2 separate regions of the Homo sapiens genome follow, and region 2 is linked to region 1. The links are chromatin loops, found by intact Hi-C in ENCODE. Cell type or tissue: mammary epithelial cell. All regions are shown on one strand. Links, peaks and the distances in the headings refer to the core of each region. The heading gives the core; the rest is flanking DNA.

Region 1 (16,821 bases), core at 5,109-13,108:
CTATAGTCTCTTAAGTCTCAGAACTAGGAATAGCTGGGTTTCTTCTTCAGAACTCCTCTGCATTTATCTTGGCACTATGAATCATCTAACGAACCATATTTCCCTTCTTTATTGCCTTGGATGCTAAGAAGCTCAAAGCCAAATTTGTGACCTAATCTTATGATGTTATCTAAGAGCCTAGTGTTATCTCTGACTTTTTCTTATTTTTCCTGCCTTTGCTTTTTCTACACGCTAATTCTATTATTTGCTTTAATGAAAGCCATTGGGCTGTTTCTGTTTGTTTGTTTGTGGTAGGTAAGCACAAATCCTGTTTGAAATGGGTCATAATACAAATAAAAAGTAAAAGGTATCGCATATGTGTCTCTGCATATTCATACTAATCTTGCACTGTTGAGGCAAGTGGGGCTCAGAAAGGTTACATAACTTATTTAAGATCATGCAATTTTTAAGTCGAAGAGCTAGGAGTCAAATCTGTTTTCATCTGACTTCAAAGCTCAGGCTCTTGTTAGTATAATTGCTTACACTTAGTAAGCACTTACTGTGTGCCAGGTTTTGTGTTGAGTATCCTATGTATGTTATCTCATTTAACCTCACAGCAATCCTATGAAGCAGCTACTGTTATTACAACCATTTCATAGATGAAGAAAGTGAGATTTAGAGAGGCCAAATAATTTGTCCAAGGTCACCCACCTAATGCTAACATTGAGATTCAAACCTACAGGGCCTGACCTTTAAGTCTCTACACTCTTATAGTGGGGGTAAATGTACAAAAAACCAGATTCTTAATTAAGGGTTGTTTGACTTCTTTTGAATGCCCAGCTGCATAGTTATATCACAAAGCCTTATCATCTGAAAAATCCTATTGGAGAAATGGGTGTCTGGCTAGAAATAGGTATTTCTGGGTTTCACAGTTCTTCATGGAGCAGATGGATTAGAAACACAAAGTCTGTGTGCAACACTGGATTTTAAATGCCAGCCTGAGTACTAAGAGAGAGGAAGATTACCTAGCGCCCGAAGAGTGGAAATAAAAGCCATAGGGAAGGGCGGCACTGCTCACGGGCGCCATCTGGTAGTAAAGATGGGAAATTGCTCTGAGAAAAAAATGGACGTGCGAAATGAAATTCCCCTCCTGGGCCTCTTGCATGTTGAGTCCTTGAGGTATAACTTTTTCCTTCATACAAATCCTGCAAGAGAGATATTATTATCCTTATTTTATCAATGAGGAACTTAAAACTCAAAGATATCAAGTAACTTGCCAAGGGATTTGACTACAGTCTACTTAGCCTCCCCAAATCTTTATTTCCATTATACTGTGCAAACTCTCAAAAGTCGTATTTCTGGGTAGCTCCTGCCTTCTTTTACCCCTCAGGATTGGAATCACAGATGCTCCACGCTTCATTGGAACCGTCCTGAGACAGACAGGAAACATGTCAGCAGTGGGTCTCAATAGGGTTAGTGCCCTCTGTTCCAGCATAGTTGGCCTAGTTCACTGGGCAGGACTCCTGTCTTAGGCACTGGATCTGAAGCTCCAGCTCTGAATTTCAGTCACCTTGGCTGGGCTTTATTATCCTACAGCATGCTCACCCAATTCCCTCTCCTGGGGGGTGGGGAGCGCTAGATCCTCCCTACTCCATCCACTAGTTACTGACTGGGTGCTGTCATGATTACAAAAATAGCCAGCCCTGAACCACCCCATATCCCTGTGAGTGTGGTTTGGAACTCCAATGTGGTTGATTTTCCACATCTCACCAACAGCTATCTGTTAGCTGCCCAGGGTGCCCATATTGGAACCCACCAGTGTAGCTGGTTTTCTCCCAGACTATGTTCTTCCTGGCCGTTCCTTCACCAGGGACAAGATTGCTAAGGTTGCAAATTGAATTCTCACACAATTACTATTGCCCTTTGAGAAATGTGTGGGGAAATGAAAGAGAGCCTAGAAAATTGAGGATAGAAAGATGTCTGCCCCACTTTTCAAAAACAATGATGGATCCCTGATACTTCAGTTAGTATAATATTTTGTAGAAGCAAATGATGTGTGAAGAGTAAAGAAATAGTAAACAGTAAGAGTTGGGAAAATTCACTATGAATAAATCATTAGAAACCAACTTTCCTTTTTAGAAAAAGTTGTCTTACTGGTAAGATTTTGTCATGTTAGAGATACAATTTGAAAATAGACACATATTTCAAAACAAGTTAATGGAACAAATGTGCCCCTGGAGGGGATATCCAGTAGAGGAGGAATTCGAGATCAGCCTGGCCAACATGGTAAAACCCTGTCTCTACTAAAAATACAAAAATTAGCTGGGAACGGTAGTGTGAGCCCGTAGTCTTAGCTACTTCGGAGGCTGAGGCACAAGAATCACTTGAGCCTGGGAGGCAGAGACTGCAGTGAGCCAAGATCACACCACTGCAATCCCACCTGAGTGAAAGAGCAAGATTCTGACTTAAAATAAATAAATAAATAAATAAATAAATAAATAAACCCAAAAAGCTGATCTATGCACTGATTTGACCAGTAATGTTATCTATGACTTAAAAGAAACTTAAAAAAAAATCTTATTGATGTCAGGATTCAAAATAATTTATCCTGGAACTATAACAAAAATTAAGAAAATGAAATTTAGTTAGCAAAAATGAAATGTCTTAAACCTACTTAAAACAATCAACCACAAGAAGGAGTAACCAGTGGTTGATAACAAAAAACTCAGGGATTCTGGTGACTACAAGTGAAGTATGAGTGAGCAAGGTGATGTGGTTACTTAGAAAATACTGCAACTGAGGGTTCTGACATTCACAGTGGCAGAGTAAGAACCTCTGCAAAATCTGTTTCTCCATAAAAGCAATGAGACATTGGCCAAAAATTGTTATAATCAACTTCTCAGAACTCTGGAAATTAACCAAAGATTTGCAACAATACAAGGAGTAATTATTCAGGGAAAATGATTGAATCTCAATAAGAACAAAGAGCCCTGTGGCATTTTAACTTGTCCTACTCCCATCCCCCTCTCCTCAGCATCACAAGAGCCTTGAAAACCAGCAGCCTCACAACCATGGTAGTGGTGAAAATCAGCATCCTAGCAGCCACTAGAGAAAGCAGAACATGTTTGGAGCACCCTAAAAGCCTCATCTTTAGAGAATTGTCACTATTTGACCTGTCTGGTAACTCCCTGGAAACCTCTACTCTCAGAGCTTGTCTTTATGTAACCAGACTCAGAGCTGGCTCAATGTAAATGGCCTGGAACGTTTGTTGAAATCAACAATCACCGGTAATTGTTAAACATTACATCTGCCTGAAGCAGAGAAAACATTTGGGAAAAACAAGAGGCTGACAGAAGTCTTTAAAGGAAAACCTGACACATAAACTGCCCACAAAGGACTTTTAAAAGTTCCAGGGTATTTCTGGGAATCTAGAAGGCCATACACATGTTCAGGTTTATGCCCAGGAAAGATCTGAGAAGGCCCTAATCTCTTGCCTTTGGTGGACCTTGAGGCTTTGCAGAAATAGGAAGTGAAGGCTAAGACAGCATTATAGACTGCCTGCCAGAGCACTGAATACACATTGCAACACATAGAGAGAGCCCTTTGGCAAAAGCTAAGAAACTTATTAATGCCAGGCACTTAGGGAAATTTGTGTCCAATCATTACTAGCCACTAAACTAACTAAGTGGAGACTTCACAGAGTTAATTTATAAAAGTCACGATATAAGCAAACAATACAACAACAAAAACAAACAGCAACAATAACAAGCTCTGGAGAAGAAAGGAATCTGATTTCCAGGGTTGCCACATTATATCATTTAAAATATCCAGTCTTCAATAAAAAATTATGAGACATGGAAGGAAAGGACAGCATGGCCCATATACAGAGAAAAAGGTACTTAATGGAAACTTTCTCTGAGGAAACCCAGATGTTAGATTTACTAGACAAAGGATTTAAATCAACTACTATCAATATGCTTACAGACCTAAAGAAAACCAGGTGTAAAGAATAAAATAAAGGCCAGTCATGGTGGCTAGTGCCTGTAATCCCAGCACTTTGGGAGGCCAAGGCAGGAGGATCACTTGAGCTCAGCAGTTTGAGACCAGCCTGGGCAACATAGCAAGACCGTGTCTCTAAAAAAACAAAAACAAAAATTAGCCAGGCGTGATGGTGCACACCTGTGGTCCCAGCTACTGGTTGAGGCTGAGATGGAAGGGTCATTTGAGCCTAGGAGGTCAACACTGCAATGAGTTATGATCTCACCACTGCACACCAGCCTGGGTAACAGAGTGAGATCCTGTCTCAAATAAATAAATAAATATAAATAAAATCAAAGTATTATTTTAAATGAGAACATGCTTCACCAAATGTAGAATATTAATAAAGCTATAGAATTTATAAGAAGGTAATAAAATAGAGGCTCTAGAGTTGAAAAGTACAATAGCTGAAATGAGAAATTCAATGGCAGACTTGAGTGAGCGGAAAGAACGAATCAATGAATTTGAAGATGGGCTGCTTGCAATTATCCAGTCTGAGAACAGAAAGTAAAAGAATTGAGAAAAACAAAGCTTCAGAGACCTGTGAGACACCATCAAGCTCACCAACATACACATAATGATAGTTCCAGAAGAAACAAGAGAAAAAGGGGGAAGAAAGAATATCTGAGGAAATAATGGCCAAAAACTTCCCAGATTTGATGAAAAACATTTATCTGCACATCTAGGAAGCTCAATAAACTCTAAGTAGGATAAATGTAAGAGAGCTACACCTAGACACATTAAAATCAAACTGTCAAATGCCAAAGACGGAGAATCTTGAAAGCAGCAAAAGAGAAGCAACTCATTATGTACAAGTGATCTTCAATAATATTAACAACTGATTTCTCATCAGGAACCATGGAGGCCTTATTCAGAGTACAGAAAGAAAAAGAGGCCTCAAGAGGATTGTTTGAGGCCAGGAGCTCAAGACTAGCCTGGAAAACATAGTGAGGCCCTATGTCTATTCTTCTTTTTTTAATTAGCCAGGGGTGGTGATGCATGCCCATAGTCCTAAGCTACTTGGGAAACTGGGGCAGGAGAATCACTTCAGCCCAGGAAGTGATTCAAGTTTACAAGGAGCTATGATCATGATGCTGCACTCCAGCCTTGGCAATGACGTGAAATCCTGTCTCTTAAAAAAAAAAAAAAAAAATGAATTCTGTATTCACCAAAAACACTATCCTTCAAAAATAAACGAGAAAACCACACATTGACAGGTTTTTCAAAAAAAAAAAAAAAAAAAGAATGTATTACCAGCAGACCTGCCCTGTAAGAAATACTACCAAGAGTCCTTCAGGCTGACAGGAAAGAAGACTTGCTCAAATACTCATGAAGAAAAAATAAGGAACATGAGTAAAAGTAACTACATAGATAAATATAAAATGTAGTATGAATGTACTTTTGTTTGTAATTCTTTTCTTTTTCTATGTGATTTATAAGACATCTCTATAAAACAATGACTATAAAACTGTGTTGATGGATTTATAATGTATAATTATAACAGTAATAGCACAAAGGAGGGGGGAGAAAATGGAGATCTGTAGACACAGTTTTTTGTATACTATTGAAATTAAATTGGGATTAATCCAAATTAGATTGTTAAAAATTAAAGTGTTGAATGTAATCTCCAGAGCAGCCACTAAGAAAATAACTAAAAATATATATAGTATAAGACATGACATGGGAAATATAAATGGTACACTAGAAAATATCTGTGTAACACAAAACAAGGCAACAATTGAAGAACAGAAAAATAAAAAAGATAGGCTGTATAGAAAACAAATAGCAAAATGGCCTAAGTAAATTCTACCTTATCAGTAATTATATTAAATATAAGTAGATTAAACACTCCAATCAAAAGGCAGAGATTGGCAGAATGAATTTAAAAAAACTAAAAATCACAGGATCCAACTACATGCTGTCTGCAAGAGGCAAACTGCAGATTCAAAGACATAAACAAATTGAAAGTAAAAAGATAGAAAAAGATATATCATGCACACCCAAAGTGCTCAGGTTACAGATGTGAGCCACCATACCCGGTTGGAAAGAAAAACTTTAGCTGGTCTGATAGGGGTCAAAAATATTTTTGAAAGGGCTTCTATAAAAAGAAGTGCAATTTTATCTAGCTCTCAAAGATGGAGATAGGTAGTACCCGTGGGTACAAGTGACAGGGAGACACATTTTGGCTTAATATGTGATTGCCTATAAATGAAAGAGGTGCCTGCTCTTGGGATTGTGCAAAAGGTTCTCTATCAGAGATACCCTAGATAGAAACTGGATGAGGAGGGTAGATTACAGGATACAAAGTCAACACTTTTCTGCAAGTCACTGAGCAGAAATGGTATTTAACTACACAGCTATCTTTCCTCTCCTGCAGTTCTTTTTTTTCTGAATGAGGGAAGAATGACCTTGATAATGGTTATTTTTATTTCTTTTTTTCTTCATTATTTTTAGCTAGTAATTTTACCATTTAGGGTCCAATTATAGACCTTAGAAACCACTGCAGACGGTTTTAAAAACTAAGAAATTATTCCCAGGTATTAAATGAATTACTAATGGTTGGGAAGGTCCAAGGATCAGGTTCCTAGTTAAGTTTCTAAGAACAGCTCCCAGCCCCTAAGATCACTCTGCTTAGGAGAGCTGCTGATGTTACTGCCAGAAACCAAATCAGGAAGCTGCTAACTATAGAGCCACATCACTGCCATAACTTCTTGAAAGAAGACTTAGTGCAGGAGATTCTTAGCTGGACCTTGGTGAATTGGTAAGATTTGTGTGACATTAGACAGTCAAACTGTCTGAACCTTAGTTTGCTTATCTGGAATATTGGGATAATTTTACCTGCCATAACTACTTTATGAAGTTTCTATGCAGATTCAATGAGATAAAGTATGAAAGTGCTTTGAAATCAGTTAATCTCTCTCTGTATTTTTTTCTATTATTCAGTACCTGATAGACAGTAATCACCCAATAAATATTTGCTGAATTTAATGGAATAAAGTGTAATCCTCAAACTAAGATATTGACCTGAGAATGTACAATAATGCTGTGTACAAAAGGCTTCCTAACTGCATTCAAGTTGGTAGATGTCTATTGACTAGAAATGTGAAATAGGATAGGATTGTTAGAGGGGCCTCAAATATGGATGGTCTGGAAAACAGGCAAAGAAGCTTAGAATCCATAAATACCAAGCATAAGAGCTTTGGAGTCAGACAGATGTCAGTTTAAGCCCTGGCTCTGCCACTTCCTAGTTAGCTATTTAATCCCAGGCAAGTAATGTGTGTGTGTGTGTGTGTGTGTGTGTGCACACGCGTGCAGGTGTGTATAAACATACATATATGTATTTCAAACTGATATATATAATCAGTTGCTAGATGCTCTTCATTCTTTCTTTTTCTCATTTTCACAAAAGCTAAAAAATCCTAACAACACAGTGGCTTCCCAGGTCCATGAGAAGACTGGGTTATTTCCAGGAGGGGAGAGGCAAATATGAATTATAACTAAAGACAAGAAACACGATTAATGCCACAAATTGGGCTCAGACCCTGATCCTAGACTAGCATGAAGCAATGGACAGAATGAGAAGAAAAACAGGAGAAATACTGCAAAGAAGGATGCAAAGTGAAAAGGATGCAGCTGTGACTGAGCCGAGCGTGCCCTGAGGCAGCTGGGGTGAAGGCGTTGGATCATCCTTCTGCCTCATTTTCTCCATCCTCACAACCATCCTTTATCCTGGGTCTTCATCCATTCACCTTACTGTTTGAACCATTAGAGTGGGTTTCAAACTGTATTACACAGAGATGCACCCAAGATTCTTCCAACATTCTATTCCGTTTTCAAAAACTACCATTTTCTGGACTGTTAGAAGGTGAGAAAGCAGCTTAGTAGATGGAGACCCAGGCTTGCTACTCTTGTTTCAGCCAGAACAACAGCTTCATTTTTATTTCTGTTAACTATTGTGATTTCTCTTAAAATTTAATTATATTAGGAATTTCTGCTTTAATAGTGTTTGACTTCACATCAATCTGTTTCAACATTGCCATGGGCATCCCTGGCCTTTGACGCTCTTCTTTCCTGCACTCCACTCTAAATAAATCGAGCTAAATTCATTCTGGCTGGCCGCAGTGGCTCATACCTGTAATCCTAGCACTTTGGGAGGCCGAGGCAGGTGGATCACTTGAGGTCAGGAGTTCGAGACCAGCTTAGTCAACGTGGCAAAACCCCGTCTCTACTAAAAATGTAAAAATTAGCCAGGTGTGGTGGTGTGTTCCTGTAATGCCAGCTATTCAGGTGGCTGAGGCAGAAGAATTTATCGAACCTGGGAGACAGGTTGCTGTGAGCTGAGATCGCAGGACTGCACTCCAGCCTGGGTGACAGAGTGAGACCTTGTCTCAAAAAAAAATAAAATAAAATAAAAATCAATCAATCAATCATGCTAAATTCATTCTTCATTAAGTTGTCCTCTCCCTGCTCCAGATTGTCTGTTGACTTTTTATCATCCTCTGGACATGGGCTAAATCCTCAGCCAAGCCTCTGGGGAACTCTTCAATAAAAACAAAAGGAATGGCATAATGATGCCTTAAGCTATTGAGAATCCTTAGCACATGGCAGACACTCAATAAGTAAATGCCAACTTACTACAGTTGATTGCTCCTTAAGGGAGCCTTTGAATCCCCTCAACTCATGGAACAGTGCCTTGTACACAGGAAAGTACCTTGCAAATCAAGAGACACTCCCCCTTTCACAGCATAGTTCCTTTTGCTTAGCTAAGCTTCCAAGTTGGGGAAATGGCTTGGTGATGTTTAGGAAGGATCCTGAATTTCCATCTTCTGTAGGAAATGGTATGGCAATGTTTATAACATGCCTTCAACCTCTTTCTTTTGTTTTCTGGGAAAATACCTACCTCTGGCTGGCTTACAAATGTAAACGTGAGCCTACAAATGTAACTGCTAGAGCGACCTAACTGAATCCCTCTAGTCCTTCATCATTATACATGGTTCTTGGTGCCCCCTTGTGGCAATCTGTCATCATGCAGGGTTACCAAGATGAACATGACAGCCATCCTTTAGGGGATGCCTAACTCTGAGACAAATACCATGCTAGGCATTTTCAATGGATTAGCTCATTTACTCTCACCACAATCCCCTGAGGTAGCTACTATTAGTTTAATAACATGTGCTAAGTAACACAGCTAACAAGTGGCAGACTAGAGACTTGAATTCAGGCTGGTTACACTGGAGCTTGTGCTTTTCACTTCTATATTAGGTGCAAAGAGATATTATGGTGAATATATAAAGAGGAATTAAGAGGTGGGACTTCTGGGAGAATGGAATAACAAGTTTGGTGGACTCTTTCCCCAGCAAAACAACAATCGAATTAGAGAAAATTATTTAAAATATCCATCATTTAAAGTGTCTGGAAAGTGTTGTAAGGGCCATACAGCAAATAAGAAACATTAATTCAAGAAAATCTTTAAAATTTCAATCATAATAGCAAGAGTCTGTGGCATTTGAGCTGCGATTTGCCCATTAATCTTCTTCCTTATTATGGAAACTCTACCCAGTATATGAGCAGCCAAGACAGGGCTCCATCTCTCTCTACATCCTAGTTTGAGGCTATGGTTTCACCCTAAAAAAGACAGGATGCTAGTATTTCTCACTCCACTAAGCCCCAGTCTGCAGAAGTTCTGTTCCACATGAGTATGCCAAGAAGTGTCATCCAACCCCCAGTTATAAGGTGGAAGCTCTGCTGTAGGCACAGCAAGTCAAGAATACTGGAGGACTGATTTCCTACACCTCAGTTCACTTGCAAGTGAGAGGTTACATGCTGGGAGAGGTAAGATGAGAAGATAAGGGGTCTCCACACTCCCCAACCCCAGTACCTAGTCATGGAGCAGGGATGTCACTCTGGGGAAAGAGGATCTCTGTTCCAGCTTCAGTGCAGTGGCACAGGTGCTCTACCTAGTGGGAAAGGCAGGCCACAAAGAGCAAAACACCATAGCTCTGCCTGAGGAGACTGACTTTATTTGGAACAAAGGGTGAACTCCATACGTAAGAGCATTCTTAAAAATAATGGTAATCTTGTTGGGAGAGCAATGAAGAGGCAGCTGGTATGTGCGTATACAAACAAAATAGCAGAGTATTCAGAAGTTTAATAGGGAGACCACGGAAAGAGACAGCCAAGAAGAGCCCTTCTATGCATACAGTCAAGTCCAATCAGAAAGGCTGTGCTAGGCTGCACTCACTTGGGAAAAATCAGAGCAGGATGTGGGGCAGATTTCATAGCATTTCTCAAGTCACCCACAGGCCCATCAACATAGGGTGGAAATTTTATTGGTAAAAAGGGCATAAGCACAACTTCTGATTAACAACTGACTGAACAATATGTTATTCTGGCGCAGGAGTGACTCCAAGACAGCCAAGCTTAAAAATAAAATCATAGTCATCCCTGAAAGTCTGGAAGACTATGTGCATACCCAAGGCTGCATCCTCCAAGAAGCAATCAGAGAGAGAACCACCAGGCTGCTAGTTCCTAGGTGAACACGGGAGAAAAGTAGTAAGCTCCCTGAACTGTGATAAGAGCCTCCACATCACACATATCATTTCCGACAGTAAAGGGTAAAAAAACCTAACAGACTAAGGACACTGAGGCATAACCTTTGACTAGTAAATGGCTTATGCTGACCTAGAGAAAACCCCTATCTAGCCAGGCTAAAAGATAAAAATAAGGGGGCCAGGTTTGGTGGCTCATGCCTGTAATCCCAGCACTTTGGGAGGCGAAGTGGCAGGGCGGGGGCGGCAGATCCCCTGAAGTCAGGAGTTCGAGACCAGCCTGGCCAACATGGTGAAACACCATCTCTACAAAAGCACAAAAATTAGCTGGGCATGATGGCGAGTGGCTGTAATCCCAGCTACTCGGGAGGCTGAGCTGGAAGAATCACTTGAACATGGGAAGCAGAAGTTGCAATGAGCCAAGATCGTGCCATTGCACTCCAGCCTGGGCGAGAAAGAGTGAGACTCTGTCAGGAAAAAAAAAAAAAAAAAGATAAGAATAAGGGAAAAAAATCTAAGCAGGGACATTAGAAGCTGCACACTGCAATAGACTTTGAAGAACTACTTAAGCTTAGCTATTAAACAAATGACGAAGGAAACAACAAGCCCCAGAGAATCAGCATTCAGAATTGCTATGATATGTGATCTAAAATGTCCAGTTTTCAGTAAAAAGTTGTGAGACATTAAAAGAAACAGGGAAATATGACCCATAAAAGCAGGCAACAGAAACAGCCTTAGAGAAGGCCCAGATGTTGAACTTAGCAGACAAAGACTTCAAAGTAGTTATTATAAATAAGTTCTAAGAAAACATGCATAAAAATAAAGGTATGAGAAGACTTCAAAAAGTTCATGGAAAGTGGAAGCAACAAACAGTAAAAATAAGAAATATAAATTTTATTTCCCAACATAAATTCCATCAAGGTCAAAACAATTTTGTAAGTGATGATACCAGCAGTTTAGTCCATCCCTAAAGAACTGAGGGTCCTGGGAATTTAACCATGTCAGTGCAGTCTTTTTTATATTATTAACTGAATAAAAATGGGTGTCCTTTAAAGATTGTTTAAAATTAGGTGGGGAAAAGAAGTCAGAAGTAGCCAAATCAGAACTGGAGGGCGTATGCTTAAAGATTTCCCATTTAAACTTACAAAATTTCACTTGTTTGTTGAGAGGAATAAGCAGGAGCTTTGTGGCAGAGGAGGACTCTATGATGAAGCTTTCCTAGGCATTTTTCTGCCAAAGCTTTGGCTAACTTTCTCAAAACACTCTCATAATAGGTAGATGTTATTGTTCTTTGATCTTACAGAAAGCCAAGAAGCAAAATGCTTTGAGCATCCCAAAACACTTTTGCCATTATCTTTGCTCTTAACTAGCCCACATTTTCTTTTTCTTTTCTCTTCTCTTTTTTTTCTTTTTTTTTTTTTTTTTTGAGCTGGAGTCTTGCTCTGATGCTCAGGCTGGAGTGCAGTGGTGCAATCTTGGCTCACTGCAACCTCCGCCTCCCGGATTCAAGCAGTTCTCCTGCCTCAACCTCCCAAGTAGCTGGGGTTACAGGTGCTCAACACCATACCTGGCTAATTTTTACATTTTTAGTAGAAACAGGATTTTGCCACATTGGCCAGGCTGGCCTCGAACTCCTGACCTCAGGTGATCTGCCCACCTCGGGCTCCCAAAGTGCTGGGATTGCAGGATTGAGGCTCTGCGCCCAACCCCCATGTTTTCTTTGACTGCCACTTCCACCTCTTGGTAGCCATTGCTTTAATTCTGCTTTGACTTCAAGATCATACTGGTAAAGCCATGTTTTATCTCCTTTTACAGTTCTTCGAAGAAATGCTTTAGGATCTTGATCCCACTTATTTAAAATTTCCATTGAAAGCTCTGCTCTTGTCTGCAGCTAACCTGGGTGAAATGGTTCTGGCACCCATAAAGTAGAAAATTTGCTTAATTTAAAATTTGCAGTCAGAAGTTTTTAAGATAAACTAATTGAGGTATTTATGGTGTTGGTGTTGGCTATTGTTCCTGCTGTTAATTATCAGTCCTCTTTAATTAGGGCATGAACAATATTAATTTTTTTCTTTACAAATTGATGTTCATGGGCTGCTGCTGCAGGCTTCATCTTCAACATAGTCTTATCCCTTCTTAAAAAGAATTATCCATTTGTAAACTGCTGATTTCTGTATTTATTTATTTGTAAACCACTGATTTCTTTGGGGCATTGTCTCCATAAACTTTTTGTAAAGCATCAGTGATTTCACCATTCTTCCACCCAAGATTCACCATAAATTTGATGTTTGTTCTAGCTTCAGTTTAGCAGAATTTGTATTTCTCTGATGGGACTCTTTTCCAACTGATGTCTTATCCTTCCTATTGTCTCAAACTAGATCGTGTTCAGACATGTTATAACAAGTTAGTGTGAGTTTATTTTGGTGCAAAAAAGTTTGAAATTCATGCATAGTTTTTTATAGTATGCATTTTCTATGAATTTTTTGAAGAGCTCTCATGTGGTAAAAATATCTCATCAAATACAGAAGATCAGTAAAGAGAAATTACACACACACACACACACACACACATACACACAGCTGAAAGGAAATTCTGGAGTTAAAAAGTACAGTAGTGAAAATGAATAATTCACTAGAGGGTTCAATAGCAGACTTGAACTGTCAGAAGAAAGAATTGGCAAACTTGAAGATAGAGTGATAGAGATTATGCAATCTGATAAAGAGAGAGGAAAAAGAATTAAGAAAAACAAACAGAGCCTCAGAGACATGTGGAATGCCATGAAATACACCAACATACATGTAATGAGAGCACCAAAAGGAGAGGAGAGAGAGAAAGGGACAAAAATATTACAGAAATTATGGCTAAAAATTTCCCAACATTGATGAAAAATATTGATCTATCCATTCAAGAAGCTCAACAAATGCCAAATAAGATAAACACAAAAAGACCCACACTCAAACACTTCCTAGTTAAATGCTGAGAGACAAATAATCTTGAAAACAGTAAGAAGAACACCTCATCACATACAAAAGAAATCCAGTAAGATGTAAACGAGCTTCTCATCAGAAACAGTGGAGCCCAGAAAGCAGGAAGAAGATATAGTGTGCTGAAATAAAAATCTATTAATCAAGGATGTAAAATGGTACAACTGTTTTGGAAAATTATTTGACAGTTATTCAAAAAGTTAAGCATAGTGTTACTACATGACCTGAAAATTCCACTCCTAACTATATACCCAAGAGAAATGAAAACTTATTTCTATACAAAATACATAATGTTCATAGCAGCATTATTCCTTATAGCCAAAAAGTGGAAACAAGCTAAACATCCATCAATGAGTGAATGAATAAACAAAAGTCATATATCCATACAACAGAATAGTATTTGGCAATAAAAAGCAATAAAGTACTAATATATACTACAACATGATAAACCTTAAAAATATTATGCTAAGTGGGAGACACCAGTCACAAAAGACCATATATTGTATGAATCTACTTATATGAAATGTCCAAAATAGGCAAACCTATAGAGACAGAGAGTAGATTCGTGGTTGCCTAGAAATGGGGTGTGGTAGGATGAGAAAATGACTGCTAATGGGTATGGGATTTGTTTTGCAGGAGGGAATGAAAATATTCTAAAATTAGATTGTGATGATGGTATACTGTGAATATACTAAAAAACATTGAGTTATTTACTTTTAGTGGACAAATTGCATGATATTTGAATCTTATCTCAATAAAGCTATTTTTAAAGATAAATTAGATACAATCATCACCCTTGAGAAGCTTACAAGTACAATACGCCTTCAGCAATCTTTGTGAGGTAAACAAAAAATCAAGGCATAAGCTATAGCATAAGTTCTGTGGGGGAAAGCATGAAGAATTCTAAACTCCTGATAAGCTTTCAGAACAAAGTCCTCTTTTAATTGAAAATACCTTGTACTTTGAATAAACTATCCCTACTGCGTTTGGGTAGAGGCCAATTTAGAAGAGACAATACAAAAGATTGGGGGTAAGGGGAAGGACCTGGAGTGGAATAGCTGGAGTCCTGCTGTAACAATGGACTCTCAGAAATGGCAATAGTAATAGGCAGATGCTAGGCAGACAGTAATACTTACACTAGGTAATGGAGCATGCTCTTTTAGTATGGCTGCTGTCCACAGGACTTCCAAATAGGCAGCTGGCTATACAAGTCTCAAAATCAAAGGAGAGTTCTCAGCCAGGGATATAGTTTATTAGAGTGTCAGAATACAACAATAGAAGTGAATGAAGCAAACTAGGAAGAATATAGAAAGAAAAGGGTCTAAGACCAAAGCCCAAGGAATTTAAATATTTATAGTTCAGGTACAGGAGAAGCTATAGGATCCCAGCAGGAATCTGATGGCACATTCAAACTAAGTTGTTTGAACAGAATTTTATAAAGAGACTATTTACAAAGGTGTGGGCAAGGCTTAGGGAAACAGAAAAAGACAGTGCAGTTCTGCCAGGGTTAACAACAGTTGGAGCTTTACTTTCCCCAGAGCTGAAGAAGACAGAGGAAGGAGCAGTTCCAGAACCCTGAGAGGAGAGCTGAACATAGAAGGCTCCCAGTGGGAGTGGCAGCCTTTTGATAGAGGGACATAGTCAACCCACAGCAATCCAGCTGGGCTAAAGCTGGGACATACATATGACATCCTCATTCTCCTCTTGCCCTTTGATTTCCTGCAGGAGCATCCCATTGGCTGGGCCCAACAGGAACACAAAAGGCAAATGAGCTCACAGATGCATATGGGTCAGCCCTGCCAGGGCACAGAGGCACAGAGCAGGGTGGAGAAGGCCAGAGAGTAGATTTGTGTACATGCACATATGCATACACACACACACACACACACACACACACGACTATCAACACAGGCTCTAAGAATAAGACTCCAGAGAGCCAGGGGTAAAACCTGGAGAGAAAGATAGTGCTAGTGTAAGTCCCAGAGTGCAATGGCCCAGGAACCAGGAGTTCTGATGTCCAAGAGCAGGAGAAGATGAATGTCCCAGCTCAAGGAGAGAGAATTTGGCCTTCCTGTGCCTTTTTGTTCTGTTTGGGCCATCAAGGGATTGAATGGTCCCTGACCACATTAGTGAGGGCAGATCTTCTTTACTCAGACTACTGATCCAATGCTATTCTCTTCCAGAAACACCCTCACAGATATACCCAGAAGTAATGTTTTACCAGGTATCTGGGTGGCTCTTAACCCAGTCAAGTTGATACATAAAATTAACCATCATAGAGATCAAGTTTACTAGAGAGTTACAGTAGAAATCCTAGGCATCGTGCTATATACGTTTGAAGTGAGTTATCTTTCATTTAAAGTGATGGTAATTTGCTCCATTGTGTGGTTTTTCTATAGCCATTCCCAGAGGTACTGGTACAGAAACTGTTCTGTGTGTAAGGTAAATGTGATGAAAGGAGAGAAAGGCAAAATAGTTAAAGGTGGTGGCAGGGTGCAGTGGCTCACACCTGAAATTCCAGTACTTTGGGAGGCCAAGGCAAGCAGATCACTTAAGGTCAGGAGTTTGAGACCAGCCTGGCCAACACGGTGAAATCTCGTCCCTACTAAAAATACAAAAATTAGCCAGAGGTTGTGGCACATGCCTCTAGTTCCAGCTACTTGGGAGGCTGAGGAAGGAAAATCGCTTGAACCTGGGAGGCGGAGGTTGCAGTGAGCCGAGATCACACCACTGCACTCCAGCCTGGGTGACAGAGCAAGACTCCATCTCAAAATAAATAAATAAATAAAAATAAAGGTGGTGGCAAAGGGTGATGATACAGACAAATCATGACATACAAGTCATAAAGACATAAGTGATGTCAAGAGAGGGCAGAAGGACAAAGGAAAAAAATAAGTAGATTAATTGATTGGAGGCCTCCATGAGGCTGAAGAAGTACTGGCAATGTAGGAAAATGTGCTCTAAAATATGGATCTGTAAAATCATGATTTTGGAAGGGGTGAAGATATGTTGATACAACAATATTCAGGGCGGGGTCATGAGTTTGTGGGCTGATGTGGAATTGAGATGGCCGATGAGTGGATGCAGAAGGTTTGGAACAAGCTGCATGCCTGCTTGCAAAAGTTTTGAAGATTAATGGCATGGGTTGCAAGAGATAAAGACCCTGAACCAGGTCCTTAATACTTCAGCGAATGAGGAAAAGAAATCAGATGAGGAAGGGGAGAGGAAGATAAGGTATAACATCACGAGCTTCAAAGGAGCTACGTTTACTG
Region 2 (16,821 bases), core at 5,843-13,842, 140 kb after region 1:
AGTGAACTACTGTTCTCCATTCTAAGAATTTCATCTCCAAGTCAAATTTCAATTCCCTATTCCTTACTTTAACATGAAAGGAAAGAAATGGAATCAGACAAATGAATTCACACTAAAATGAGAATAACTAATATCAGCTCCCTCAAAATTCCCAGAATTGTTTGCATTTTCCTAAAAAGAAGATAATTTGCAACCAATTTAAAGATCAATTGATGGATGAATGAACTCATTCATTTAATTATTTGACAAATGTGTGTTGAGCGCAGACCATGTGCTGGGCACTGAGAATACAAAGGAGAATAAGGCATGGCCTCTGGCTGCGAGTTGCTTATGCTAGAGTTGGGAAGAGAGACCAGGAACAAACGATTCTAACATAATGGAAACGTGTCCCTATGGAACAGAAAACCAAACACCGCATGTTCTCACTCATAGGTGGGAATTGAACAATGAGAACACTTGGACCACAGGGCGGGGAACATCACACCCTGGGGCCTGTCATGGGGTGGGGGGTAGGGGGAGGGATAGCATTAGGAGAAATACCTAATGTAAATGACGAATTAATGGGTGCAGCAAAACAACATGTCACATGTATACCTATGTAATAAACCTGCACGTTGTGCACATGTACCCTATAACTTAGAGTATCATAAAAAATAAATAAATAAAAAAGTGTCCCTGTGGAGTTTAGGACAGGGTTCTATGGGGTCACAGAACAGGGTTTCCTAATCCAGAGTGGTGGGGAAGGCAAGGGATCAGGAAAGACTGCACTGAGAAGGAGGCACATCGGCTGATCTCTGAAGTTGCCAGCAAAAATTCCAGAGGCTAAAAAAGGGGAGGGTTTATGTAAGAAACAGAATACTCAAGAAACACCAGAACGGAGTGAGATGGGGGAGGATAGCAACAAATGAAGCTTGAATATATGGGTGGGGGCCTTTGTAGGAACTGAGGGATGCCTGGGTCAGTCCTTGTGAGTAAATGGGAAGTTCAGCTCACTTGGGGCTTTTCCTTCTCTTCCCTCCAGCAGTATCACCCTTGGGGAGCCCAGAAAAACATCACAGAAAGGAGAGAGTGGCTTAAGTAAAATTCCAGTTCCTTTCTTCCTTGAGAAATTAGGAGATGCAAGGCTGAGACCCCTTGCAGCTGACTACTTGGAGGAGTGCCGACAGCCTTTGCTGTTTCGTGGCAAATGGCTAAAAGGAGCCTACACGGAGTGGGGATTCCAGACCAGCCTCAAACAAGGCTGCTAGCTGAGTCTGATGGGAAGCTGCTGGAAACTTCTGAAAACCCCAGTAAGAGGCGAGGTGAGTAGCCTGTCTTTGTCTCCCCTTGATCCTTGGAAGTTGAACCTTCAATTCTTGGAAAATTAAACCTTTTTCAGGTTGGCTGAGGGCAATGACATGGCCCAGTTTTCCTTACTATTTACTTCTTTGGCCTTCAGCCAACATCTCAAAGTCAGTCTCCTGAGTCAGGCCAGGACAGTAGTCCCATGTCTGCTGATTCTGCAGTAGAGACTGGAAAAATGTGCCCACTTGGTCCCTGCAGGCTGGAAGCACTTGCATCTGCTCAGGCTCCAGCAGAGGCATCCCGACTGCAGTCTGTTAGCGTGGAGGCTGCATTACGAAATTCTCTCCCAAAGTCCCTTTGCCTTTCTTTCAAACACTTACACAACTAATAGAGATTCATTGTAGAAAAATTGGAAATTATACCCAAGCATAAAGAAGAACATTTTTACAATTTCCCAGGGTTTAATACTGTGCATGCAATTTTAGGATGTGTGCTTCTAGCATACATATGTACATTATACTTTTTGTAGCCACGGGATCATATTGTACATGCTGTTCAGAAGTTTGCTTTTCTCATTTACTATTATGTGATTATTAGCCTATTACAATATCAGTATATTTGTTGCTGCAATGAGGACATACTATTCCATTGTAAAGATGCACCATATGTTATTAAACTATTTTCATTTTTGAACATTTAGCTTGTCACCAATGTTTTTTTCTTTATTCATCTTTGTATACACTTCTTATAGACTTACTCAACTTTTTCCATAGAGGACATTTTTGCAAGTGGACCTGCTGGGTCAAATGTCTTCAAATTTTAAAGGCTTTACACATATATATCTGATCAAACGGCCCTATAACTTGTATGAATGCGTACACCTGGTAGCAGTATAAGAGTACTCATTTTCCATCATCATCATCATCATCATCATCATCATCATTGCTAATATTTAATGAGCACTTAGTATGGGTCTGGCAAATATCCAAGCATTTTATTCAGAACAATTCATTTAATTGTCACAACTCTGCGGTAGATACCATGGTTATTCAACATGTACAATAGGGAAACTGCAGTACATAATTATATTTAGAAAACAGAAATGTAAGGCCGGGCACAATGACTCACGCCTGTAATCCCAGCACGTTGGGAGTCCGAGGCAGGCAAATCACCTGAGGTCAGGAGTTCAAGACAAGCCTGGCCAATGTAGTGAAACCTTGTCTCTACTAAAAATACAAAAATTAGCTAAGCGTGGTGGTGCATGCCTGTAATCCCAGTTACTTGGGAGGCTGAGGCAGGAGAATCGCTTGAACCTGGGAGGTGGAGGTTGCAGTGAGCCGAGATCACTCCACTGCACTCTTGCCTGGACAGAACAAAACCCTGTCTCCAAAAACAAAACAAAACAAAACAAAAAGAGAAATGTGTAAGAAAAAAGGAAAAAAGGAAGAAAAATAATTTCTCCATCTTCAAACCGCATTATCTGTGAAGCAGCCACTTATAAAAGTTTTGTATTTGTCTGAATGTTTTCTATGCATATAAAAACATAAAGTGTGTGAATGTACTCTTTTGCTTTTAAACTACAAAAGAGATCATACCACATAGACCATCACACTCCTCTGCAATCCGGATTTTTCTTCTAACAATATGTCATGGCCATCTTCCCATGGCAGTTCATGCAGATTACCTCATTTGCAGGTGCACGGCATTCCACTGTATGAATATACCATATTGGTTCATGTGTCTCCCTCATCTTCCCAACCAGGCTGTAAATTTTGCACATCTATAGCATAATCCTATGGCTCTTATCAAAAGTCTGAGCTCATATCAAGTGAACACTGAATGGAAAAAGTTATTATTGCTCGGTTTTTTTTTGTTTTTTTTTACAGAATCTCGCTCTGTCGCCCCGGCTGGAGTGCAGTGGCACAATCTCGGCTCACTGCAACCTCTGCCTCCTGGGTTCATGCCATTCTCCTGCCTCAGCCTCCTGAGTGGCTGTGACTATAGGCGCCTGCCACTGCGCCTGGCAATATTTTTTTTTTTTGTATTTTTTGTAGAGACAGGGTTTCACCATGTTAGCCAGGATGGGCTTGATCTCCTGACCTCGTAATCTGCCTGCCTTGACCTCCCAAAGTGCTCGGATTATAGACAGGAGCCACCGCGCCTGGCCATCGATGCGTATTTTTGCGGGAGTCATAACACCTTTGAAGTTTACCAGTTAGTTGCATCATCAAAAGCATCTAAAGTAGGGTGGAAAAATCACTAGAAGGGCACTTGGGGTCCTGGGTTCTGGCACTGATTCTGCCAGGTGGTATCCTGAGCAGGGCGCTTTTCCTGTCTGCTTCTTTTTGCTGTTACATTAGTGGTTTGGACTGACAGCCATGGGGGCTTTTTCTAGCTTTGACATCTCATGAATTTATAAGCCAGAGCAAAACCCACTTTTGTGAGCCATACGGTAAGAATGGGCCTGACAGCTCATGTTCTAAAGAATAATTTTAACTCTTGGTTTGTACACTTGACATTTTTTGAGATAGAAAAATAAAGAAAGGAGAGCATATGATATGGTCTCAGAGTGAGAGTGAGAAGTGAGCCAAATCTGCCGTATGGTCTCCCAGAAACAGTGCAGGGGAAAATCAGTCCATGCTATTTGTTCTTTCCTACTTCAAGCACTTTCCAAACAGATTTGCAACTGAGATTCGAAATGCTGTGTTATGAGGACCCAGGAATACTCGAAGTAGGGTCATATGTAAATTTACTTATTTTATTTATAAAGTGAGAAAAAGGTGTCAACTTGTACATACACTATGATCATAAGTATGTAAAATATATACTTAGAACAGCAGAAAATACAACAAAATGATATAGTATAATGTGGGTAATGGGATTATGGGTGATTTCCATTTTTTTTTTTTCTCTACACTTTGCTGTATTTTCTCAAAGTTTCCCAAGTGAATAGGCATTACTTTTAGAATCAGAAAAATACAATCAGGCTGGGTGCTGTGGCTCCCACCTGTAATCTCAGCACTTTGGGAGCCTGAGACAGGAGGATCTCTTGAGCCCAGGAGTTTAAGACCAGCCTGGGCAACATAGTAAGACCGCATCTCTACAAAACATTAGCCTGATGTGGTGGTGCTGTAGTTTCAGCTACTCGGGAGACCGAAGTGGGAGGATTACTTGAGCCTGGGAGGTTGAGGCTGCAGTGAGCCATGATTGCACCATTGCACTTTCGCTTAGGTGACAGAGCAAGACTCTGTCTCCTCACCAAAAAAAAAAAAAAAAAAAAAAGGGCGGTCAGAAAAAAAATCTTCAAATATTAATTAAAAAAAGAAAATAATCACACAAATGCTACTAGAGGTCACTTTGAGGAGTTAATATCATCATTATCTTCTCTTTCTTTTCCTTCGCTCCATTTTTTAAGTTTGCCTTAACAAATGTGTATTAATTTTAGAAAGAGAAACAACCCCACTAGGGCAGCTGCTGCTCCAAATTCATTCTCTCCCTCTTTCTTTTTACTGGAACCCTGATTTTGTTGGAAATGGCAATGTAACTAACAAAAATCTATACCTTTCAGTCTTCCTTGTAGATAGAAGTAAACATTTAATTAAGTTCTAGCTAATGAAATATAAGCATACATTGCTGGTTGGGCCTCTCAGCTAACTAAATGGGCTTGTGCCTGTTTGCCTATTCCCTCTTTCTCCCCTCCTGGCCTCAAACTCAGACGTAAAGTTTGGAACTGCAGTGGCCAGCCTTTAATGAGAAGACAACCTCAAAGATGAAGTAAAGCTGATAGAACAGAAATAAAGGTGCCTGCAATATTAGTGGCATGTTGGAGCCACTGCATCTGGCTCAGCCACTTTTCTTCAACATCAGAGTGAAAGAAAGAGAGCAAACTAGGCGGGGCGGGGTGGCTCACACCTGTATTCCCAGCACTTCCGGAGGCCGAGGTGGGGGAATCACGAGGTCAGTAGATCGAGACCATCCTGGTTAACACAGTGAAACCTCATCTCTACTAAAAACACAAAAAATTAGCTGGGCGTGGTGGCAGGCACCTGTAGTCCCAGCTACTCGGGAGGCTGAGGCAGGAGAATGGCGTGAACCAGGGAGGCAGAGCTTGCAGTGAGCTGAGATGCTGTCACTGCACTCCAGCCTGGGCAACAGAGTGAGAAACCATCTCAAAAAAAAAAAGAAAAAATTAAAATAAAGAGAGCAAACTCCTCTTGATATTGATATTTCTTTTTTCTTTTCTTTTCTTTCTTTCTTTTTTTTTTTTTTTTTTTGAGACAGAGTCTTATTCTGTCACCAGGCTGGATTGCAATGGCGCGACCTTGGCTCACTGCAACCTCTGCCTACCAGGTTCAAGCAATTCCCCTGCCTCAGCCTCCTGAGTAGCTGGGACTACAGGCTTGCGCCACCAAGCCTGGCTAATTTTTTATAATATTTTAGTAGAGATGGGGTTTCACCATGTTGGCCAGGATGGTCACGATCTCTTGACCTCATACGTTCTTTCTCGTGATCTGCCCTCCTCAGCCTCCCGAAGTGCTGGGATTACAGGCATGAGCCACTGCGCCCGGCTTCCCCTTGATATTTCAATCACTGTAGCTGTTAGTCATAGCTGAGCACAATTTCTAACAAATACACCCACTTAAAAAAAAAAAAAGAAAAACACACACACATCAATTGCTAACTATTGCGAACATCTTATAAAAAGGTTTTAGGGGCAATGCAATTGAAATTCACTTAAAATTAAGGAAATAAAAGGCAATGTTCTACTAAAAATTAAGGATGGTCCCTGAAGATCCAACACATCTAATATGTTTCACATTGTTAAAGTTCCATGCACGGTGGCAAATTCATTATTTTTTACATTTGGGGACAATAAGTTTGTTAATACACGCCAGCAACTAGGAAGTCAATGCATCACCATATGCCTGAACTGAGAACATTTGTCACGGTTTACGTTCTTTCTAAAGAGTGCAGAACAGACCTTGACTTGTAGAATCACCAACGCGGGGACAGTTACTTGAAATGTCAGATGGAAAACATGTTAGCAAATGGGGTGTGTGCATGCATTCTGTGAAAGGAAAGGCCTCAGCCCCCTGTTAAGCTTCCTGCTGCAGCTCCCTGATCAACAACAATGCTGTAGCCACGGGCAGTTTTTCAGGACAAATCCTCCTGTCACTAGTTTCCTCATTCAGGGAGGTCAGGTTGGAAATGAGAGGAAAGATCAGAAACAAAGAAAGAGGCAGGGTCAAACATGCCATAGCCAAAAGGTCCTTGGCATGTTGTTAATTAACTCCACTCCTACTTTTGTGTAGCTGAGTAAGTGAAGCTAGTGCCTCCTAGGAAGTTAGTGGCTGGGCTAAGAATTAGAACCCCATAACCCCAGGCTGCTGCTCCAAGGTGTAGTCTGTAGAATCAGGAATATGGATGAGAACCAAGCACAGGGTCAACTGAAGCAGAGGTGTTGGTAATATCAAGTCAAGGGTCGCACCTATTTTCCTGATAGTTCAGTAAAGGCACCTCCGCTGAGGAAAAGAAGTTTGGGCTGGATGTGGTGGCTCAAGCCTGTAATCCTAGCACTTTGGGAAGCCAAGGCAGGAAGATTGCTTGAGTCCAGGAGTTTGACGCCAGCCTGGGCAACGTGGTGAAACCCCATCTCTACAAAAAATACAAAAATTAGCCGGGTGTGATGGAGCACACCTGTAGCCCCAGCTACTTAGGAGGCTGAGGTGGGAGGATCCCTTGAGCCTGGGAAGTCAAGGCTCCAGTGACCCGAGATCGCGCCACTGCACTCCAGCATGGGCAGCAGAGCTCTCTCTCTCTCAAAAAAAAAAAAAAAAAAAAAAAAAAGCAGCAGCAGCTTGGGTAATTTGGAGCCAAAGTGGGCAGAGAGACAGAAGGACTAATCTGTTGAATCACTTTCTCAACCCTCACCTTCCCTGTGCTTGTGGAATTAAGTGTGAATCCTGGCTTTCTCTCCGTGGCCTCATTCATCACAAGACTACCTGCTGCACTTTCCCAGCCCTCTATGCCTGGGGACATCAAAACAGCCCAACTTATTCTCTCCTGTGTCTAGGAACAGTTTGTTTCCATAGGATAGTATTCTTATGCTACAATGGATGTAAAAATCCTCTCTCCTTTTTCCCATGAGAAACAAAGTCATCTCCAAAGGATGGAGAATTCCTGATATGTTCATTTGTTTATTGGGTGCTGCGGGGAGGTGAAATAGATGTACGAGACACGCACTCCTTTTTTGAGGTGCTTAAGATCCAGCCAGGAAAAAGAACACAGGGGAAAGGACTAGGATTTACAAACTAACAGAAGAACTTTCCTTTGTGTATTAAAAAACTCACCAAGGAACTCTGCAAAGCATCCTTAGCAATACAAAAACCAAATTTGAAATGTACTGTTTTTTAATTTTTTAAAAAAACTTCCTGGATCAAGTTCTTGGCAAAGTTCCCATCCCTACCAATCTAGACCAAAACCTGGGGTTAGATGGGGGAAGATTGGAGGTGGATTATGCCCATTACACATAGACAAACTCCAAGGTGATATGGTGGAGTGGTGCAGAGCCGGTCTTCAAAGTGAGGGGTACAAGAAGATTCAAATAATGTACATATAATTTATAAGAATATGCGTATGTGTATATGTAATATGTAAGTATATACAAATGTATACTTTTGTATATTTTGTTTGAACACACACACACATACACACTCACACGAGTGCTAAAATTATAAGTATATAAGTATATACAAATATAAGTATAGATAAGTGTATACACATGTATACTTTTGTATATTTTGTTTGAACACACACACACAGGCACACACGCACACACACAAGTACTAAAATTATCTTCACTGACAGGAATGCACGATAAAAGGCATTTGAAAGCCACTGGTTTAGAGAACGAGCTTCAGAGTTCCAGTTGCCTAAAATATATAAAGTTGGGAAGATGACATTACCTCTCAGGGTTACAGTGAAAATTCAGGCAATGTATGCAAAGCGCTTGGTATAGTCTTTTTCTGCCACTTGCTAAGCTTTCCAAAGACAGAACTCATGTCTGTTGTGTGCATTGATTGTATCCTTCAGGCCAGGCATAGCATCTGCACAAAGTAGGTGCTTTACAAATATTTGTCAAATAGATAAGTGGTCTGTAGGTATATCCAATTCTTTGCATGTTTACCGGACCTCCACCTGTATCTGTGCTATACAAGCAACAAAATTGGAGTACACAGAACTGAGAATAACATTATGATGGAAATGACCTTCAACTCACCCTCTGTATATTAATAGGTAAATCATTCACAAACTTGGGTAATTTATTATTAGAAACAAACTATTTACAACACACCTGATGGCTGATGGTGATTCACCAGCATGCTACAAACCCATGGATTGGAACCACTGCTATAACCATAACTTATTACACTTTGTGATCTAATCTGTTTGGATTCGTTCATGAGACACACTTATAAAAATCTCTGTATAAACAGTGCTTATTTATAAAACCAATAATAGACTGGGCGTGGTGGCTCATGCCTGTAATCCCAGCACTTTGGGTGGCCTAGGTAAGGATCGGTTGAGGACAGGAGTTTGAGACAAGCCTGGGCAACATAGTGAGAACCCTGTCTCTATAAATTTTTTTTTTTTTTTTTACAAAGGAAATTATGAGGGGGTAGTGGCAAGCACCCAAGTAGTCCCAGCTACTTGGGAGGGTCACTTGACCCCAGAAGTTCAAGGCTGCTGTGAATTATGATTGTACCACTGCTTTCCAGCCTGGGCTGTAAGAGCAAGACCCTGTCTCAAATTTTTGTTTTTGAAAAAGACCAATAATGGGTAAAAAAGAGAAAATGAATATAAAGTCTAAGAGCAGAAGAGATGTAGATTAAATACAGAGAAATATTCTTGATCGTGAGAGTTGTCAAATCCAGTCTTGCTGCCATTTAAGAAATCAATTATTCCCCTTTGGCCCCTGGATCTTCTGGTTTTCCTTCTGATCATGTGTATAATGACTGCTGCGTATACATTTTTGTCTCCAAAATTCTATAATCATTTTTCTCCCTCCCCGAGTGGCAAACAACTTTTCACAGATACATTTCCTTATAAGAATGTCTTTATCAATTCTGACAAACAATCCAGATTCCAAATTCCACTGCCACGTTTCCGCTGAGCCACTCTTGGGCAAACCCTCCCTTGGAGCGGCACACTTTTCTCTCCCTGGGTCTTCCTGATTCCTCCAAGCCAAGTCCTTTTCTTCCTAGTGTCTCCTGAGCTTTGTATTGTACGCCTGTCAACTTCAAATTGCAGTTGAGGCCACCAGGCTGGCAATGCGTCAAGCAGAGAACCAGCAGATCCCAGCATATGGCTGGTGTTTAATTAAATAATGGCTGAGTACAGAGAAGCCTTGAGAAAAAAAAAATATGCGCAGACAACTTCCTACTATCTTGGGAGGATGTGAAATAGCTAAAATCTTTCTCAATCCTGGTGTTACAAAACCCTTATCTGGAACACTGGCAGCCCAAGAAAGTCAAAGTCGAAATAACTGTACAACAGAGGTAGATAATAAGTGATCTCATACTTTCTGTATCTCAATCACTAGTGTCTTCAGGGAAGATGACGTAATGAGAAAGAGACTGTTCTTGCTCCTCTTGGGCAATACTTGTCTGTGTCTGCCCTCTAGTTCTCAGGAATTGTTCTAATCAAAGAGATTATGTTATTTTGCATTCCCCAAAAGTGATGGCAGGGAGAGACAGATCTCAAAAGTGTGACTTTTCTGCACCCACCTTGCTGAATCATCCTGTTGCTCTGCATGGATTCTGGGCAGCTATAAAGTTATAGTGTAAACTCAGGACTAAAAGTCAGGATCCCTGGATTCTGCTGATCCCACCCTTTCAACCTAAAGGTGTTTGCATGACAGTCTCAAACTCCCTTGTTTCTAAAATAAAAATAACGGTTCCTCCTCTTACAAATCTTCAGGAAGATTAAATGAGGTGTCTGGCATTCACTAAGTGGCTTTTGAAGTGTATATGGGGTATCGGAAGAGACTTGGATACTTTAGGGATAATTCCGAACTGTCTTTGCTTCACTCTAATAGTTTTGTGCTTGAACCCCATAATATCTTTCCTTTGTGATTTGTCCCTAGTCCTTCTCTATGGAACAGAGAGATTTTACCTCTATTCCTCTCAATTATACCTTACATTCCATCTGGCAAAACCACAAGCACATTTTTCTACTAAGGATTTTTTCTTCTGTATTCTACCTTCTTATTTATTTATTTATTATTTATTTTTTGAAACAGAGTCTCGCTCTTGTTGCCCAGGCTGGAGTGCAATGGCGTGACCTTGGCTCACCGCAACTTCTGCCTCCCGGGTTCAAGCGATTCTCCTGCCTTAGTATCCTGAGTAGCTGAAATTACAGGCAAGCGCCACCACGCCCGGCTAATTATTTGTATTTTTAGTAGAGATGGGGTTTCTCCATGTTGGTCAGGCTGGTCTCGAACTCCTACCTCAGGTGATCTGCCCGCCTCGGCCTCCCAAAATGCTGGGATTACAGGCGTGAACCACTATGCCCAGCCTACCCTCTTAAAAAAACACAACCTGGTGGTGTGCTCCTGTAATTCCAGCTACTTGGGAGGCTGAGGCAGGAGGATTGCTTGAACCCAGGAGTTCAAGACCAGCCTGGCCAACATAGTGAAACCCTGTCTCTAAAACAAACGAACAAACAAGCAAAACAAAACCCCCACAACAAATGGTTACTCAGCTTGTGCAGCATCGATTTCCTAGGCAGCCTCTATTAAGTTTGGCCTTCAAGTTTCTCCCCCAGACTCTAACTCAGCATAATGTCACATCCAATAGAATCATGTAACTGACCCTAAAGAGCTTTGACATGTTAAACAACTCATTGCACATCCTAAACATTCCTTTTAGATACTGAATTAGTTTGTTAGGGCTGTCCTAACAAAGTACTGCAAACCATGTGGCTTAAATAATGGAAATTGATTGCCTCACACTTTTGGAAAGTCTGAGGTCAAGGCATCAGCCAGGCCATGTTCCTTTTGAAGGTACCACGGAAGGATGTATTCCAAGCCTCTCTTCTACCTTTTGATAGTTCCTTGGCTTGTGATTGCATAACTCCATTCTTCATATGCATGTATATCTGTGTCCAAAATTCCCTTTTTATAACGACACAGTCCTATTGGATTAGGGGCCCACCATACTCCAGTGTGACCTCATCTTAACTAATTATACCGGTAATGACACTATTTCAAAATAAGATTACATCCTGAGGTACAGGGTAAGGACTTCAACATATGAATTCTGGGGGGACAAAATTCAACCCATAACAGACACTACGTTTTCTTTCCAAATTTCTACAGCACGTGACAGCTGTCTAACCTTTCATGCCCCTTCCCCTCAACACCCCCATAAATGTGTCTAAACTATCCTGAGCTGTCTCTAGCCAGCAGGTCATGAAGTCCTCTACTTATTTTCATCTTATTTGCTGGTAGTGGCCTCATTTTTTTTGAAATATCACAATATGCCAGATACTTTATGTGTGTGATTCTAAACCTTGACCATCTTAAGATTATATCCATTTTTTTTTTTTAGAGATGAGGTCTTGCTATGTGGCCTAGCCTCATCTCAGACTCCTGGGCTCAAGGTATATATCATTTTTTTAGTTGAGGAAAAAGGCTCAGGAAGTTAATTGATGCACAAAATGTTAAACAGGTCGGGCGTGGTGGCTCACACCTGTAATCCCAGCACTCTGGGAGGCCGAGGCGGGTGGATCACTTGAGGTCAGGAGTTCAAGATCAGCCTATCCAACATGACAAAACCCCGTCTCTACTAAAAACACAAAAAATTAGCCTGCATGGTGGCATGCACTTGTAATCCCAGTTAATGGGGAGACTGAGGCAGGATAACCACTTGAACCTGGGAGGCAGAGGTTGCAGTGAGCCGAGATCTGGCTGCTGCACTCTAGCCTGGGTGACAGAGTGAGACTCTGTCACCAAAAAAAAAAAAAAAAAAAAGCAAAAACAAACAAACAAAAAACACAAAATAGTAAACAGCAGATAGTGACAGAGGGGAAATTGAGTGAGGCTTTTCCAGTATAAAGTTCAGGCTTAGTCCAACTCTGTCCTGGTGTCTTTTGGAATATTAGGAGATGTTCCAGCCAAATTACAATAATTTATTTTTCCTCTGATAGGGCATCTTATTCAGAGGAGAAAATCTGAAAGTCCTTTGGATTAAACAGATGCTTACGGAGCAACTTCCTAGGCATGCAATTCTAGCAGAGGAGAGAGATGGGGTTGGTGGAACAACCATAGGTTTATTCCTGCTCTTTAATAGCTGTGAAAAAACAGATGGTAGGAGGTGACCCATCTAGAATTGAGTTCAAATCCTGCTTCTTACATGGATAAACTGCATGGCCTTGTGCACACTCGAGCTGTTCTATGAGCCTCTACTTCTTAATCTTTGAACTAGTTTTAGATGTGACTATCTCACAGGGGAGCATGAGGATTAAATGATATCATGAATAAAAAGTATCTGGCACGTAGCGAATTCCTGATAAATCTCCATTTATCTCCCTCCCTTTCCTTGCCTTGGAAGTGTTTGGTTTGGGTCCTTCCCAAAGCTATCATCCAAATTAAGCCAAAACACTACATTTGCTTTAATACAAATGTGCATGATAGAAGAGTAATGAATTAAAACATACTGGAAAAAGGGAGTCCTAATTCCATAAGGAAACAAAAATAAGGCAGTATTTGAATGTCACATAAACCTCTTGGTTCTAGCTGGCAAGCCATTCCACCAGGTCTTAATAGCAAAATATTAAAACATTAGGTGGAACCTTGCAGTTGTGCAACTTATAATTCCATTAAAAAATAAAGCTATATTTAAAAATAAGACACAATTAATGAAGGTTTAAAATAAAAGCAAGTAAACATCATGCTGTAGAAAGGTAAGTGGCAGGGGCAAATAGGAAAAAGGTGATAATAGGACCTCAGTTCCTGGGTTGTTGTTTTTTTTTCTTTTTTTGTTCTCCTCTTTTTTTTCTGTTAGCTCTGAGGCCAAATATTCTTGGGAAGAAATCGCAATTTCTTCTGGGCTTATTTCCTTGCTGGTAATTAAAAAAAATTTTTTTTTTAGAGACAGGGCCGTGCTCTGTTACCCAGGCTGGAGGGTAGAGAGTAATGTGATCATGGCTCACTGCAGCCTCAAATTCCTTGGCTCAAGCGATCTTTCTGCCTTACCCTGCTGAGTAGCTGGGACTACAGGTGCCAGCCACCATACTCAGCTAATTCTTTCACTTCTTATAGAGACGGGCTCTTGCTATGTTGCCCAGGCTGGTCTCAAACTCTTGGTCTCAAGTGATCCTCTTGCCTCAGCTTCCCATAGTGCTGAGATTACAGGCATGAGTCACTGCTCCTGGTCTGTAAAATTCTTAGTTCTAGTTCTTACAAGATTCTAAGGCTTCATTTTATATTGAAAAGATTGTTTTAAAGACTGAGAAGTTGGTTCCTTCTTGAAGAACAAATTGAATGAATCACAAATCAAATGAACCAGAGGCTTGGAATAACTCAATGCCGTCTATTCCAACACTCTCTTTAGAGTATTTTTAGTTTTTTCCGAGAGAGAAATATAAAATGTTCAATGCATCTAATATTGAAGTTAAGAAAATAAAATATTCTTCTCTCTTGGATTCCTATTAAAAATAAAATTTTCAAAATTTTTAAAAGAACATTCATTTAAAAGTATTTCACTTATGTTTTATATTTTATAATATATAATATATTATTATATATTTTATAATATATTATAATATATTATATTTTATAATATATATTATAATATATTATATTATAATATATTATAATATATTATATTTTATAATATATATTATAATATATTATATTATAATATATTATAATATATTATATTTTATAATATATATTATAATATATTATATTTTATAATATATATTATAATATATTATATATTATAATATGTAACATATTATTATATTTTGTAATATATAATATATTATTATATATTATAATATATAATATATTATTATATATTATAATATATAATATACTATTATATTTTATAATATATAATATATATCATATTTTATAATATATAATATATCTTATATTTTATAATATATAATATATCTTATATATTATAATATATAATATATCTTATATATTATAATATATAATATATATTATATATTATAATATATAATATAGTATTATATTTTATATTTTATAATATATTATATTATATATTATATTTTATAATATATATTATGTTATATATTATATTTTATAATATATAATATATTATATATTATATTTTATAATATATAATATATTATATATTATAGAATATAATATATTATATATTATTATATATTATAAAATATAATATATTATTATATATTATAAAATATAATATATTATTATATATTATATTTTATAATTATTATATATAATATAATATAATATATTATTATGTATTATATAATATTGTATATAATTATATACAATATTATATATATCATTATATACATAATAATTATATATTCACTGGTTATATATAAAATCAGTGTATATATATTAATCACTGAATATACATAATGAGAAATTTAATATATATTGAATATATAATATATATATTTTATGGGTGTTTATATATAGTCCCATGAAATACATACATTCGGGGAGGAGCCAAGATGGCCGAATAGGAACAGCTCCGGTCTACAGCTCCCAGCGTGACCGACGCAGAAGACCGGTGATTTCTGCATTTCCATCTGAGGTACCGGGTTCATCTCACTAGGGAGTGCCAGACGGTGGGCGCAGGCCAGTGGGTGCGCGCACAGTGCGCGAGCCGAAGCAAGGCATTGCCTCACCTGGGAAGCGCAAGGGGTCAGGGAGTTCCCTTTCCGAGTCAAAGAAAGGGGTGACGGACGCACCTGGAAAATCGGGTCACTCCCACCCGAATATTGCGCTTTTCAGACCGGCTTAAAAAACGGCGCACCACGAGACTATATCCCACACCTGGCTCTGAGGGTCCTACGCCCACGGAATCTCGCTGATTGCTAGCACAGCAGTCTGTGATCAAACTGCAAGGCGGCAGCGAGGCTGGGGGAGGGGCGCCCGCCATTGCCCAGGCTTGCTTAGGTAAACAAAGCAGCCAGGAAGCTCGAACTGGGTGGAGCCCAACACAGCTCAAGGAGGCCTGCCTGCCTCTGTAGGCTCCACCTCTGGGGGCAGGGCACAGACAAACAAAAAGACAGCAGTAACCTCTGCAGACTTAAATGTCCCTGTCTGACAGCTTTGAAGGGAGCAGTGGTTCTCCCAGCATGCAGCTGGAGATCTGAGAACCGGCAGACTGCCTCTTCAAGTGGGTCCCTGACCCCTGACCCCAGAGCAGCCTAACTGGGAGGCACCCCCCAGCAGGGGCACACTGACACCTCACACGGCAGGGTATTCCAACAGACCTGCAGCTGAGGGTCCTGTCTGTTAGAAGGAAAACTAACAAACAGAAAGGACATCCACACCAAAAACCCATCTGTACATCACCATCATCAAAGACCAAAAGTAGATAAAACCACAAAGATGGGGAAAAAACAGAACAGAAAAACTGGAAGCTCTAAAAATCAGAGCGCCTCTCCTCCTCCAAAGGAACGCAGCTCCTCACCAGCAACAGAACAAAGCTGGATGGAGAATGACTTTGACGAGCTGAGAGAAGAAGGCTTCAGACGATCAAATTACTCTGAGCTACGGGAGGACATTCAAACCAAAGGCAAAGAAGTTGAAAACTTTGAAAAAAATTTAGAAGAACGTATAACTAGAATAACCAATACAGAGAAGTGCTTAAAGGAGCTGATGGAGCTGAAAACCAAGGCTCGAGAACTACGTGAAGAATGCAGAAGCCTCAGGAGCCGATGCGATCAACTGGAAGAAAGGGTGTCAGCAATGGAAGACGAAATGAATGAAGTGAAGCGAGAAGGGAAGTTTAGAGAAAAAAGAATAAAAAGAAATGAGCAAAGCCTCCAAGAAATATGGGACTATGTGAAAAGACCAAATCTACGTCTGATTGGTGTACCTGAAAGTGATGGGGAGAATGGAACCAAGTTGGAAAACACTCTGCAGGATATTATCCAGGAGAACTTCCCCAATCTAGCAAGGCAGGCCAACGTTCAGATTCAGGAAATACAGAGAATGCCACAAAGATACTCCTCGAGAAGAGCAACTCCAAGACACATAATTGTCAGATTCACCAAAGTTGAAATGAAGGAAAAAATGTTAAGGGCAGCCAGAGAGAAAGGTCGGGTTACCCTCAAAGGGAAGCCCATCAGACTAACAGCGGATCTCTCGGCAGAAACCCTACAAGCCAGAAGAGAGTGGGGGCCAATATTCAACATTCTTAAAGAAAAGAATTTTCAACCCAGAATTTCATATCCAGCCAAGCTAAGCTTCATAAGTGAAGGAGAAATAAAATACTTTTCAGACAAGCAAATGCT

The links. Peaks named below come from ENCODE experiments on the same cell type or tissue, not always from the same donor. Only the 100,000 strongest peaks of a DNase experiment are listed, where the experiment ranks them.
Region 2: it touches region 1 in a loop (4-fold over the local background); 3 of 110 quality-filtered maps call a loop at or near these places.

Annotation. Positions count from the first base shown.
Region 1 is chr17:55,347,891-55,364,711 of GRCh38, forward strand. No RefSeq gene overlaps it. Among named protein-coding and RNA genes, the nearest start is that of MMD, 66 kb to the right of the region's middle. In mammary epithelial cell, for the core only: a CTCF peak has its summit at 9,034 (motif pointing left); a DNase peak (open chromatin) is centred at 9,021.
Region 2 is chr17:55,486,704-55,503,524 of GRCh38, forward strand. The region is part of intron 1 of SMIM36 (small integral membrane protein 36); the gene reads right to left. Among named protein-coding and RNA genes, the nearest start is that of SMIM36, 16 kb to the right of the region's middle. In mammary epithelial cell, for the core only: no CTCF peak of the experiment used is centred there; DNase peaks (open chromatin) are centred at 8,778 and 9,888.